2 separate regions of the Homo sapiens genome follow, and region 1 is linked to region 2. A link is an interaction called in ENCODE POLR2A ChIA-PET data of the cell type or tissue named here. Cell type or tissue: MCF 10A. All regions are shown on one strand. Each heading gives the region's core, and the rest is flanking DNA. Links, peaks and the distances in the headings are about the cores only.

Region 1 (4,000 bases), core at 1-4,000, 380 kb before region 2:
ATCTTAAATAAGTTCTTACATTGTTATTTCTGTCTAAGTACAGTTTTACAGTAGTTAAATAAAAGAATCATAAGACTAGAAAAATAGATAAGGCCCTTGAAAACATATTTCAATATTCTCCTTCCTTCAGGCAAAAGAAGACCTCTATCAGCTCACAAAAGTTACTATTTGCTAGGTTAGACGCAAAAAAACTTTTTTCAGCCCTCAAACAGGTATTCACATGCATTGAACAGGTATGTATGCATAAACTTGTCCATCTGTAAAGTAAAACTGTAAATGCCCCCAAGATGGGAGCATGTTTACGTTGAGGTCTAAATTAATTCATTGTGGTGAATAAACAAGTAATAAAATAAAATTAATTAGGAAGAAAAAAAGACTGTTCTACGAACTCAAAGACAAATTATTTATATTTTAAAGCTCAAGGTAAATTTTCTCTGTACTTGGAAGTTGTGTAAATGTGTTAGTACACTGGGTCATATACAAATCAGCATATTCTTGGCTATGAGATTTTAACAGATAGATTCAAATTCTTCCATCTATTTGTCTAAGCTTTAAATTCTATTTTTTCTGCACTTGGGCATATCCTGTCTACAAATTACAGACGGACAAGTTCATTTGAAAATTGACTAATTAAAATATATTGATCATAAAATATGTACTGTTATCTTTTTTCCTTAACACATCCTAAAGCTAATCTTAGCTGAAAATGTGTAAGTACTTATCCCTGTACAGCATAAGACAAGAATATAATTCAATGAAACCTTTACAAAATGTCAGATTAATTACATTTTTTCAGTGCAGATGGATTTAAGGAAATCATCTCTGAAAACAGTACTTCATTTAAAGTAAAATAAAGACATAATCTTCTCTGATAAGTCAATGTGTAGGAGATGCCAAAATATTAAAACTGCCATATATTAAAATGCTTTGGTATGAATTTTTCAAATAATTACAAGTAGTGTATGATGATCCTGAGGCAATACCCTAGAAACACTAAAGTTTTTATGGGTAGCACAACAAGAAGAATCAATTGCATGACACACGAGAAATAAACTGAATCATGTATGGCTAAAAATCTTAAATTTTAGAGAGGTCATTAGTCTATAAGTCAAGTAATATGTTAAATATTCATTACTTTGACAAGCATTTATCATCTAAAATATATAAGTATTCAAATATTTCTGTAACTCTGAACATCAAGTTAATATGAAGTTGACCACATAGGCAAATTTTACGTCTCCGTCTACACAGGTCAGCATGACATTTCTCTAAAATGACTTCTTTATGAGGTTTTGAAATTCAGTGCCATAGAAGTCAGATGCATAAATCATTCCTGCAGAATACATTTATAATGTACCATTCATTGTGCAATGCCTTCATGTTTTGGTGGACTTAAAAGATTTACTGTTACTTGAGTAAAACATTAACAGAGACAAAATATTTATCTCTTTGTTTAATAAAGCTTAATATGCACCTTAAAACAATTTACATTTATGTATTTGTTAACACAATACAAGTAATGTTCTATTCATCCCCAACTGAAATTTGTTATTTAAAACATTTCCTATGCCATGTCTAACTAAAAATGGCATTTTAAAGCTGTATTCAAGTTAGAAAATACACAAAATAGAGAAGTTAAAAAGTATAAAACTGGATGGTAATGTTTTCCTTTTATTGTTTCTAGTACTGTTACCCTTCATTCTGTAAGAGCTGTCTTCTTTCCGTTTTTTTAAAACCCAAATAAAGAAGTTAATTTTGTTGACTTCTAATACTTCACTAAGTAAAATGACGCTGGGAGTGCCTGAATACACATTCTATCTTTTAAAATAAATCACACAGGTCTGGCAAAGTGTCAAAAATGTAGACAGTTAAGGTTACGTTAAGTTCCTCTCTTTTTCATGGTTTCTTAATAGACTATGAGAAGGCAGAAGGGCTCCTCAGGCCAAGTTTTCACGTCTCATGGCCCCTAAACTACTGTGTAGAACGGTCAGAGTCTACACTTGGCTCCCTGGATTCATTCCATGGATCAAAGCTCCAGGATTACCCTTTCCAGCAACAGATGACAATGCTAACAGCACAAAAGGCATCAACACTATCTCTTCAGGAAACTACCCAAAATGAAGACACCCAAGGGTACTTGAATGACACACATTTTTTTTCTTCCAATGCCCCTGGCCTCCCTCAATACCCATAACCCTAGAAAAGAGGAAAGTAATTGATCCATAGATTCCATCCAAGTTCTGCTTTCAAACACAACTCCATACACACACACAAAGTGGTGAGCAAATTCTATCTATACACTTCTATAATAACTGACATTCATATTTTCTTCTGGAAAAATGCCCTATCTGCCTTTACCACTCACATCCCTGAGGTATCCTATGCACACTGCCTCACCAAACGACACCTCTCCCTTCCAAGGCCAGCTATGATTTCTCTCTTAACGCACTCTTCAGAGGCCTTTCCAGGCCTGTTATTCTAATCAACTTGGTAGTTCCTACTACTTTCCTACCTTTAGACCCTCTCCAAGTCCTTAGTACAAGTATAAAAATCCTGTATGGTTGCCGCTGTGTCTCTATCATCCATGTGTACAACAGGAACTATCATAACCCTGGAGTGAGAAGGAAAAGACAGCCACGCTACCCGTCAAGCGCATCTTACTCTGCTGTGCATCACAAGAGAGGGCAGGACACCTTTAAGGTAACCAAATTCATGGTTAGAACCAAGTGTATAATAACAAAATGTTACTAAAATTAGGTAGGTTTGTCTTCATTATTAATTCACAGAAAGGGAAGGGGGGCTATGTGTTTTATTCTCTTTCTAATTGTCCTTACTACCTACTTAACACAGGTCACTGTGCTCAATAAATACAGATCACGAAATGACCAAATATATAGATACACAAGTAAAGAAACATCATCTATATCAAAGATGGCCACTCGCTGGGACAAAGATAAGAGTCAGTATCTAGTTACCCACAGGCCAAATCAGACCTCAGGAACACAAACACTGCTAGGTAATGTTTTATTCATCAATCTCCCAGGGACAATGATAGTACATACACAGCAGCAATAACATCAATCGGTTCAGTAAAAATAAGAGGCAAGATCATGTCCCAAGAGGAAGGGAGGGCTGGTTAGGACTGGAAGCATAAGGAGACTAGAAAATAGGAAATATTTAATAGTTATTAAAACAAATGTGCTGAAGAATTGATAACTACTGTTAAGCCATACAAAGGGCCCAAAATAAAATTAGAATCACAAATTTGTAGTGGGCCAAATCAGTACGGTTCTCAGATTGCTTCTAAAATGTTCCAACAGCAGATTGCAAAAAGCGGGAAAGCATGCAGTGACTATCACAGTGGACAAAGAACGTGATTAGGAGGGTTGAGGAGGTGGTACTGAAGTAGTAGGTCTTTGAGACAAGGCTAAGCATGCAATCAGCAGAGTCTAAGAGTGAATGACTGAAGGCACAGATCTAGCTCCACAGATGTGGAGGAGTGGAAGAAGCAGCAGTTCAGGACGTGGTAAGCAGAGAAAGAGAGTACTGATATTTTAGAAACAGAGCAGTGATGATGAAGTACAAGGTGCAGCAAAAAGGAAAGGTGGGGAGCAGAAATGGAGCTGGAAAGACTCTAACAGGCTGAAGAAGGATGAATGGATCATCATTTTACGTGCCAGAATTGGGGAGGATGATGGCAGAGGATGGAGAGAAGATAAGACCCAGGTACTGAGGTTGTCTAGCAAAGTGGGAATGAGTCTAGGGTTGACAGAGTCAGCAATGATTACTGAAAAGAGTGGTGCATGTGGACAAATTATTAGGTTTTAATATTTTCACAGTATATCAGGAGAAGTGAGAAAGGTGAGGCCTCCACAGCAACGAACAGAATCAATTTTCAGTAAAGACAAGAGGCAGCAGAAAAATTACTTACAAGTGAGGGAATTACAACTCCAGATGAAAGAACACTATTTCTGGTTACTATTAAGTTGAATGAATTAAT
Region 2 (8,288 bases), core at 2,003-6,002:
TGCCAAGTGACATGCCTCCTATGGTTATTTAACTTTTCACATTTTTTACCCAAATGAGAAGCTCCTAGAGGTCTTTCCCAGCCCCTGATCTGAGCTTGCTCAGGGCCAGCTGGGACCCCGGTGCTACAACCTGGCACTTAACACAAGTGCTTCTGATTCCTCATGGTCTCCACTATTTTTCAATCTGGCTCACTTGAGCTCTTTTAAATTAACCGAGGAGTGCCCTTCACCCAGAAGCAGAGAGCCCAAATTCCAATGCCTGCAGGGGCCAGGCAGGTCATGACATGGGTGAGGCAAGGCAGGTGCACAATGATAGGGAGTGGCAGGACGTGGCGTCTAGACCCCAGGTCCCCAGTCTAGAGCAGTTGTTACTACTTAGGCCCCCTTTATGGATATCAGGCCCGGTGTGTTCAGAGTTTCCAATTTTTTTTTTAAATAAATACCAAATTTGGATTTTAGATTAAATTTCTCAACTTCTAAAATACTGTGCAAACCAAACAAAATACTGCTGCAGGCTAAGTTCAGCCTGCAGGTAACCCTGGATATAAAGATTTCCTGCTTTGTAATAATTCTTAGGTGGCAGAAAGCAGTTTGGATTGGGAGTTTCTAGTTCTGGTTATACCAGTAATGAGCTAAATAATCTTCAATAAGTTATATCCTTTCTCTGGGACCTCAGTTTCCTCATCTGTACAATGAAGGATCCCATTAAATGATCCCCAAGGCCTTTTTTTTTTTAACTTGGTAATTCTGTGGTTCTGTGGCTTATTCTAAATGGTGGGGAAATCCTGTTTAATTGAATTTTCTGGTGAATGAGAATTACCATAAATACACACTGTATGTGGATTACTACATTTCAGAGAACTAGAATACAATAACTCTTTGGTTAACTGAAATTCTCCAGCGTTAACTGGAAAATCCCCTTTTAATCAAGGTTATTGTTGAGAGGCTTTCTAAAATACCAGAGTTCAGTTTCCTGCCTTTCTAAGCACAGGAGATGTAGCAATACTGGGCAAGGGGATCTGATGAGTCAATGTCTGGGGATGGCTCTGCCACCTGAGCTGAAGGAGTCAACAGCAGGGTGACCCAAGAGGATCTCCCAGCCAGGGCGCTGCTCACATAGCAGAGTTATCTATAAGTTAAGGACCACCTGGCTGGTGCCATAGATAACTATACTGAGGACCTCACCAGCCTTTTGCAAGACTCGGACACCCAGGTTTAACATCCACTTTTGGAGCATACCTCATTTCTAAGCTGATGAATAGTTGAAAACTGGCATTGCCTGGAATGTGCATCAAGGCTGACTGCCACCCAGAGCTCCTTCCCACTGAAAACAGTGAAAGCGCTTTGGAACCCAGCAGATCTTGATTTGAATTGAGTCTTACACTTCCCAGCTGTGTGACTTTAGGCGCGTGCCTTAACCTTTCTGAGTCTTAGTTTCCTCATCTATAAATTGGAGACAATACGCTCTCATAGAGTTGTTATGAGGACTGAGTAAAATCATGTGCGCTAAATGGCTGATGTGATGTTTGAGATTTAGTAAGTGCTGGGTAGGTAAATGGAAATCATTCCATTAGGAATTAATACCTTTTATCATGTAAAATCCCATCTGATTCTCCAGATTTTTACTTAGTAAGTAAGGTCAGAAAGTCAATAGCAGTCACCTTCCACCTCAATAGCCATTTGAGAAACAAATTGTGCATAATTAGATCTCCTGCTCCATCCACCCTTCCATTCCACCCTATCATCTTGGAATAGAGATACCAGCCTGAAAATCAGAACCAAGATCTTGATTTAGGGCCAGGTGTGGTGGCTTACACTTATAATCCCAGCGCTTTGGGAGGATGAGGCGGGAGGATCATTTGGGCCCAGGAGTTTTGAGGTTACAGTGAGCTATGATCGCGCCACTCCAGCCCGAGCAACAGAGTGAGGTCCTCTCTCTCTATAAAAACAAAACAAAACAAAAACTCTATTTTGCAACTGTCATAGTAATAATTGATCCAGTCAAGAATCATCAAAGGATGCAAGTTTGATATGGACAAGATAGTCATAGGCTTAAATATTTACCCTCTCCCCCAATTACTTATTAATTACAAAAGGAAAAAATAATAACTTTTCAGTGGAGAAACTTGGCAAGTATCTCCTTAAACATGAGATCAAAGTTAACATCACCAGGCCTGGGACAAACAGACATCACGTGGCTCCTGATATGATGTACTGAGGCCCCGGCATCACTTCTGTGAGATTCCTGCCAGCAAATGCTTAACCTGGGTCTAATTATCAGCACACATCAGACTAGCCCAAATTGAAGGGCATTCTATAAAACAACTGGCCTATACTCTTGAAAAATATCAATATCATGAAAGACAAAGAAAGGCTGAGGAACTCTTCTAAATTAAAAATTAAAGAAACACAGTGACTATGTGGAATGTATGATCTGGATTGGATTCTGGGCGAGAAACAAATCTCTATTAAGGACATTATTTGGAGAATTCAATAAAGTTTAATATTGAGTACATATTAAAAAATAGTTTTAAACAGAGTTCAGTCTTGTAATCCCAGCACTTTGGGAGGTCAAGGTGGGTGGATTGCTTGAAGCCAGGAGTTTGAGACCAGCCTGGGCAATAAAGCATGACCCTGTCTCCACAAAAAAAATTTTTTAAATTAGCCAGGCACGGTGGTGTGCACCTACAGTTCCAGCTACTCGGCAGGCTGAGGCAGGAGAATTGCTTGATTGCCCAGGAGGAGTTTGAGGCCACAGTGAGCTATGATCACACTGCTACACTCCTGCCTGGGTGACAAAGCAAGACCCTGTCTCTAAAAATAAAATAAAATAACTATTATATCTATGTTAAATTCCCTGATTATGTAATAGAATGTCTGTGTTCTTGGGAAAGTATTTAAGGGTAAAAGGAATAGTGTCTGCAACTTACTCTCAAAAGGTTCAACAAAAGAAAATAAGTATAAACAGGTATGTACACACTCAGAGAGAATATTAAAATGTAGCAAAGTTTAACATTTGGTGAACCTGAGTGAAGGAGTTCTATGCGCCAGACTTGCAGTTTTTCAGTAAATTAACATTATTTCAAAGTAAAAAGTAAAAAAGAAAAACAGAGCCAAAGCGCCATGCCCAGAGCCTGGCGTCCTCTGCCCCCACACCATGGCGAAGTAGAAAGAGCCCTGACTTAGACACAGGTTCAAATCCAGGCTCCCAACTGTAAGATATTTCATCCCCAGGCTTCTGTCTCCTCACCCTAAAAGGAAGATAATAATACAGTGTCTCTCTCTTAGGGATGTTAAGGAGACTTAAATGAGGTAGTCTATGTAAAAACCCTGGCACCTGCCAAAAAATTATTCACATACTCTCCAAGTATATGCTGCCAATTGCCCAGAAGTGATAAATACCAACAGAATTCTTACTCTCACGTAGCTTATCTTCTAGTCAGAAGATGGAAAATAAATGACTAAATAAGCAGGCAGGCATAATTCCAAACAGTATAAATTCTGTGAGGGGAATGGAGTGTGGCGGTAGAGATGGGGAGAGATGGGGGTGGGGGGCGGCCCTGCCCTATACAGGGTGGTCAGGGAAAGCCTTCCAAGGAAATAACATTTAAGCTGACCCTGAAGAACAAGAAGGAGGGAGAGGCTGACAATGTAGGTGGTGGAACAGCAGGAACAAAGGCCCCGGGGTGGGCAAGGGCTCGGTGTATGCAAGGAACTGTCCGTCCCTTCTCTCCTTTGCTAGACCACCTCATAATTCCGTGTGTGTTCCTTGACGGAAGGGGCAGCAGAGCACCCAGCACTGGATACTCAGTGTCAGATGAGTGAACAAGCAAATGGCTGATGTCTGGTTTCAATGTTTGCCTACGAGGAGATGTACTCCGCTCCCAGCTCTTAGCCTCACCATGCAGTGGAAGGGAAGGAGGCTTCTGAACTGGCAGCTCTACATTCTTCCCCTCTCTGTGCAACTTGTTTAGATCACAGAACTGGAAGGGACCCCAAAAATCCCATTCTCCCACCCCTCCGATTAGAGAGGAAGAAACAGAGGCCCAGACTCAACAGACTTGCCAAAACCCATGGACCTGGTTGGGGGCCCACATCTAGCACTTTCCCCAGCCTCACAGCCTGCCTTGTTTATTTGTTCAGCAGTTTTTGTTTCGCCATGGCACAGCTTGTTCCGACTCTGGAACATTTATGAGATGAGCCAATTTTTAAAAATCATAGAAAATAAATGGTTTGCTCTTGGAGCTGAAGGGCGGGGCAGCCAGGGTGGGAGACAGGTTCCAGGCCAGTTCTGGGGCAGAATTTTGGCTTATCCTTTGCTGTGTTTTTTTATTCTCCTGCCTTGGGAACCAAAAGGATTTCAGTGGGATTTCCTGCCTCGATTTCTCCAGTACTATGATATGGAAAGACTAGAACATTCAACCATACACTTTCTGATTCTCACCTCCACCATCATTAGTTCCATTCCAAACTCTGGCTCCTACCCATTGAGTTCAAGCTACAGCCTGATTCAACTGATCAACCTGGGGATGGTGGTGTCAGGACTAGCACCTGGACCATTCTGCCTCCTCTGCCTGCAACATCCTCTCTATCTGCTTGTGAACTCTTCTCCTTCAAAACCCAGCGGTTACGTCACCACTTCTAAAACCTTGAACTGATTCCCCACGTAGTCGGCCAGCTACTTTTTAAATTTAAAAAAGCCCAACCAGAATAAACAGGATAGCTAAAATGCTGAATTTCTTTGCTTTTTTTTGACTGGATATTAACTCAGTGTACTAATGTTAGCTATTATCTTGTGTTATTTGATCATAATTTATTTGCAGATATGTAAATATGTGATTACCAAAAACTTGTAAATGAATACTTGCTAAATTCAATTTTTTTGGCCAACAAAAATAATTTATTTAAACGTTAATTATGTCCAGGATGGTAGAGGGAGTGGGATAAGGATGACACAAGGACTCCTGGTGGTAAAAAGGTGACTCTAAGGTCCTATCTAGCCTTTTGATACAACATGGCTGGCTCATTTCCCCAAAAGGCCTGGTACATAGTAGGTGCTCAAAAAGTATGCATTATATGTATAAGTCCGTGAGGACGATTACACTCTCTGACCCTGGGGTCAATGAAGCTTCTGTCAACCCCAGTTGAATGTCCCATGAGGGGCCAGGCTAAGAATCCATTCAAGAGCTGTCCTAGGCCAGATACAGTGGCTCACACCTGTAATCCCAGCACTTTGGGAGGCCAAGGCAAGCAGATCACCTGAGGTCAGGAGTTTAAGACCAGTCTGGCCAACATGGTGAAACCCTGTCTCTACTAAAAATACAAAAATTAGCCAGGCATGGTGGCGGGCGCCTGTAATCCCAGCTACTCGGGAGGCTGAGGCATGAGAATCCCTTGAACCAGGAGGTGGAGATTGCAGTGAGCCAAAATCACTCCACTGCACTCAATCCTGGGCAACAGAGCGAGACTCTTTCTCAAAAAAAAAAAAAGGAGCTGTCCTAGCTTCAGGCTTTTTCTCCCTAACTGGGCGACATGCCCATTCTTAGCATTCTTAGTACTAAGATTGGTGAGATCCTGGGGATGGATAGGGCAGTGTGTTCTGAAGCCCTTTCAAGGAGCAGGGGCAGCAGCCTGGGTTCTGATGCCCATTCCAACTCCCTCTGCCCCTTTGCTCAAGGCAGTTCCCCAAGCAGCAGTCTGGCCAGCTGTGGGAGGTGCTGTTCACCACTTCCAAGATTAGCTCAGACCTTAAAAATCACAGCCCAGCTCCTGCCCTTCTCGTGCCAAGGAAAACAGTAGATGTCAGAAGCCTCCTTAGGTATCTGGAAGGGAACAGCTCCTTCTGCTCCCTCCCTTCCTTGTATGAGGTCATTGAATCAGGATGACAAAGCAAACAGTGACATGTGTTGGGACTTGTTCCCAGACTGATTCCAGGATTTCTCCAGCCCCTCCCACCTCCCCACCCTCAGAATGGCAGACCCAGGTGTGGACAACAAACTGAATAGAACTTGGTCCTTGGGATCCTGGGAAATAGGGGCTAGTTGTGAGGCACTTCCTGGGGTGGTGAAGAGGAAGCCCTGGATAGACCTTGGTAAAAGAGGAAATTGGGATATCAGCCCCACGGGCTATTTGCACGGTGTGTTCCGGGCTTCAGCATGTTTCTACATATTTTAATGTGAGTTTAGGAGGGTAGGAGTTCTTTTTCAACTTCACAGATGAGGAAACAGCCTCATTTAAGGTCAGCAGTTTAATCAGGGTTACATGACTTAAGTGTGACAGAGCCAGACTTGAAGTGAGGTTTGTGACTAATGAGTTTTGTTACATTTTCCCACCTCACCACAGTTCCTTGAACTTGTCATTGGTATATCTGTTTCAGGCTTTCTGCCTTGTGGCATACCACCATACTATTATTTACATAATATTTTTCTTAAATAAACACAATTTAAAAGTTAACCTCATTCTGCCCATTATTCTAAGTTAAGTAACTCAGGAATGGAAAACGAAACATTGTATGTTCTCACTTATAAGTAGGAGCTAAGCCATGAGGACGCAAAGGCATGATTTATATAGTGGACTTTGGGGACTCGGCTGGGGAAGGTTGGGAGGATGGTGAAGGATAAAAGACTAAGTATTGGGTACAGTGTACACTGCTCAGGTGATGGGTACACTAAAATCTCTTTAGAAATCACCACTAAAGAACTTACCCATGTGACGGGTGTGGTGGCTCACACCTGTAATCCCAGCACTTTGGGAGGCTAAGGTGGGTGGTTCTCAAGCCCAGGAGTTCAAGGCCAGCTTGGGCAATATATTGAGACCCCATCTCTCTTAAAAAAAAAAATTTACCCATGTAACCAAATACTTACCTGTACCCTAAAATCTGTTGACATAAAAAAGTTAACTTCATTCTAAGCTGCAATACATATGTGTGTATATATGTGTACATATATATTAAAATGTACATATATATTTTAATATGTATATGTAATGTGACATATTACATTTATACTGTTTATATGTATTTATATGTGTAGCTACTAAAATTAAACATTTTCATCCTCATCCCCTAAAGTCGACTCTCGTGACACCAGGGACACTCGTGTATACTTTGGAAAACTGTCTCACAACCTCTCTGTATTACGAAGGATGCAGCCAAGTGGCTGCCCTTGTTGAAATGCTCAGCCAGTAGGATCACTCATAGCCACCACTGTCTTTGTTAGGGCCGTGCCTCAAAATCACAAAATTATTGAATCATGGAGGATAAGAGATAGATCATGGACTCTAACTCTGGAGAAGGTGTTATACAACACACCCAGCCATAGCCCTAAAGATTAAGGGGCACCATTCAGGGATATAAAGATGAATCAGATATAGTCCTTGCTCTTAAAAACTCACTAAGCTTACAGACATAAACAATTGAAAACTAGAAGGACTAAGCAAAGGAACAGAAATGAAAGAAACTCACATCTAGATGTAGTTCCACCACAAACTCGGTGTGCCTTTGAGCAAGTCACTTCATGTGTCTAGCCTCAGGTTTTTTTTGTTTTTGTTTTTGTTTTTTGAGATGGAGTTTCGCTGCAATGCCCAGGCTGGAGTGCAATGATGCAATCTGGGCTCACTGCAACCTCCACTTCCTGGGTTCAAGTGATTCTCCTGCTTCAGCCTGAGTAGCTGGGACTACAGGCAGGGGTCACCATGCCTGGCTAATTTTTGTATTTTTTGTAGAGACGGGGTTTCACCATATTGGCCAGGCTGGTCTCGAACTCCTGACCTCAGGCGATCCACCTGCCCCAGCCTCCCAAAATGCTGGGATTACAGGTGTTAGCCACCCTGCCCAGTGCCTCAGTTTCTTTAAACAGAGGTAATTAACATCTGTTTTTACCTTTTAAGTCTAATAGGGGATTCGGATTTTTTTTTTTAACAAGTGTGAAAAAAATCCTCTGTAAACTGTAAAGCTGAAATATAGTGTGTAAGGAATAAATATGCAATGCCCAAAGTCCTCCATAGAATATTGGCATTATAAATGGAGAGCGACTTTCTCTAAGTGAAATTAAGCACTGGAAAAGGCAGTTTTGGAGGAGAGTTGGGAGCACCATTTGGGCCTGACCGGTGTCTCTGGCTAACTTTCTGCTGCCAGGTCTTGGGTCCAGGAATGTCTGTGAGCGAAACTAGCTTGCTGCTCCTAACTTTTTCACAATCCTCCTTTTTTTCTGATTCTTACTCTTTCTTCTGCTTTGAAACCTTTATCTTCTTTCAGCCCCTTGTGCAAGCTGACCGCATTGTAATGGGTC

The links. Peaks named below come from ENCODE experiments on the same cell type or tissue, not always from the same donor. Only the 100,000 strongest peaks of a DNase experiment are listed, where the experiment ranks them.
Region 1: POLR2A ChIA-PET joins it to region 2 with 6 read pairs; 3 of 35 experiments call an interaction of 5 or more read pairs at or near these places.

Annotation. Positions count from the first base shown.
Region 1 is chr2:28,082,714-28,086,713 of GRCh38, reverse strand. The region is part of intron 6 of BABAM2 (BRISC and BRCA1 A complex member 2); the gene reads right to left. Among named protein-coding and RNA genes, the nearest start is that of MIR4263, 88 kb to the right of the region's middle. In MCF 10A, for the core only: no CTCF peak of the experiment used is centred there; no DNase peak of the experiment used is centred there.
Region 2 is chr2:27,703,951-27,712,238 of GRCh38, reverse strand. LINC01460 (long intergenic non-protein coding RNA 1460) reads left to right here. Exons shown (of 2, transcript NR_135200.1): 2 at 3,743-6,453. Among named protein-coding and RNA genes, the nearest start is that of LINC01460, 7.6 kb to the left of the region's middle. RefSeq lists a silencer at 8,274-8,288. In MCF 10A, for the core only: no CTCF peak of the experiment used is centred there; DNase peaks (open chromatin) are centred at 4,171 and 5,778.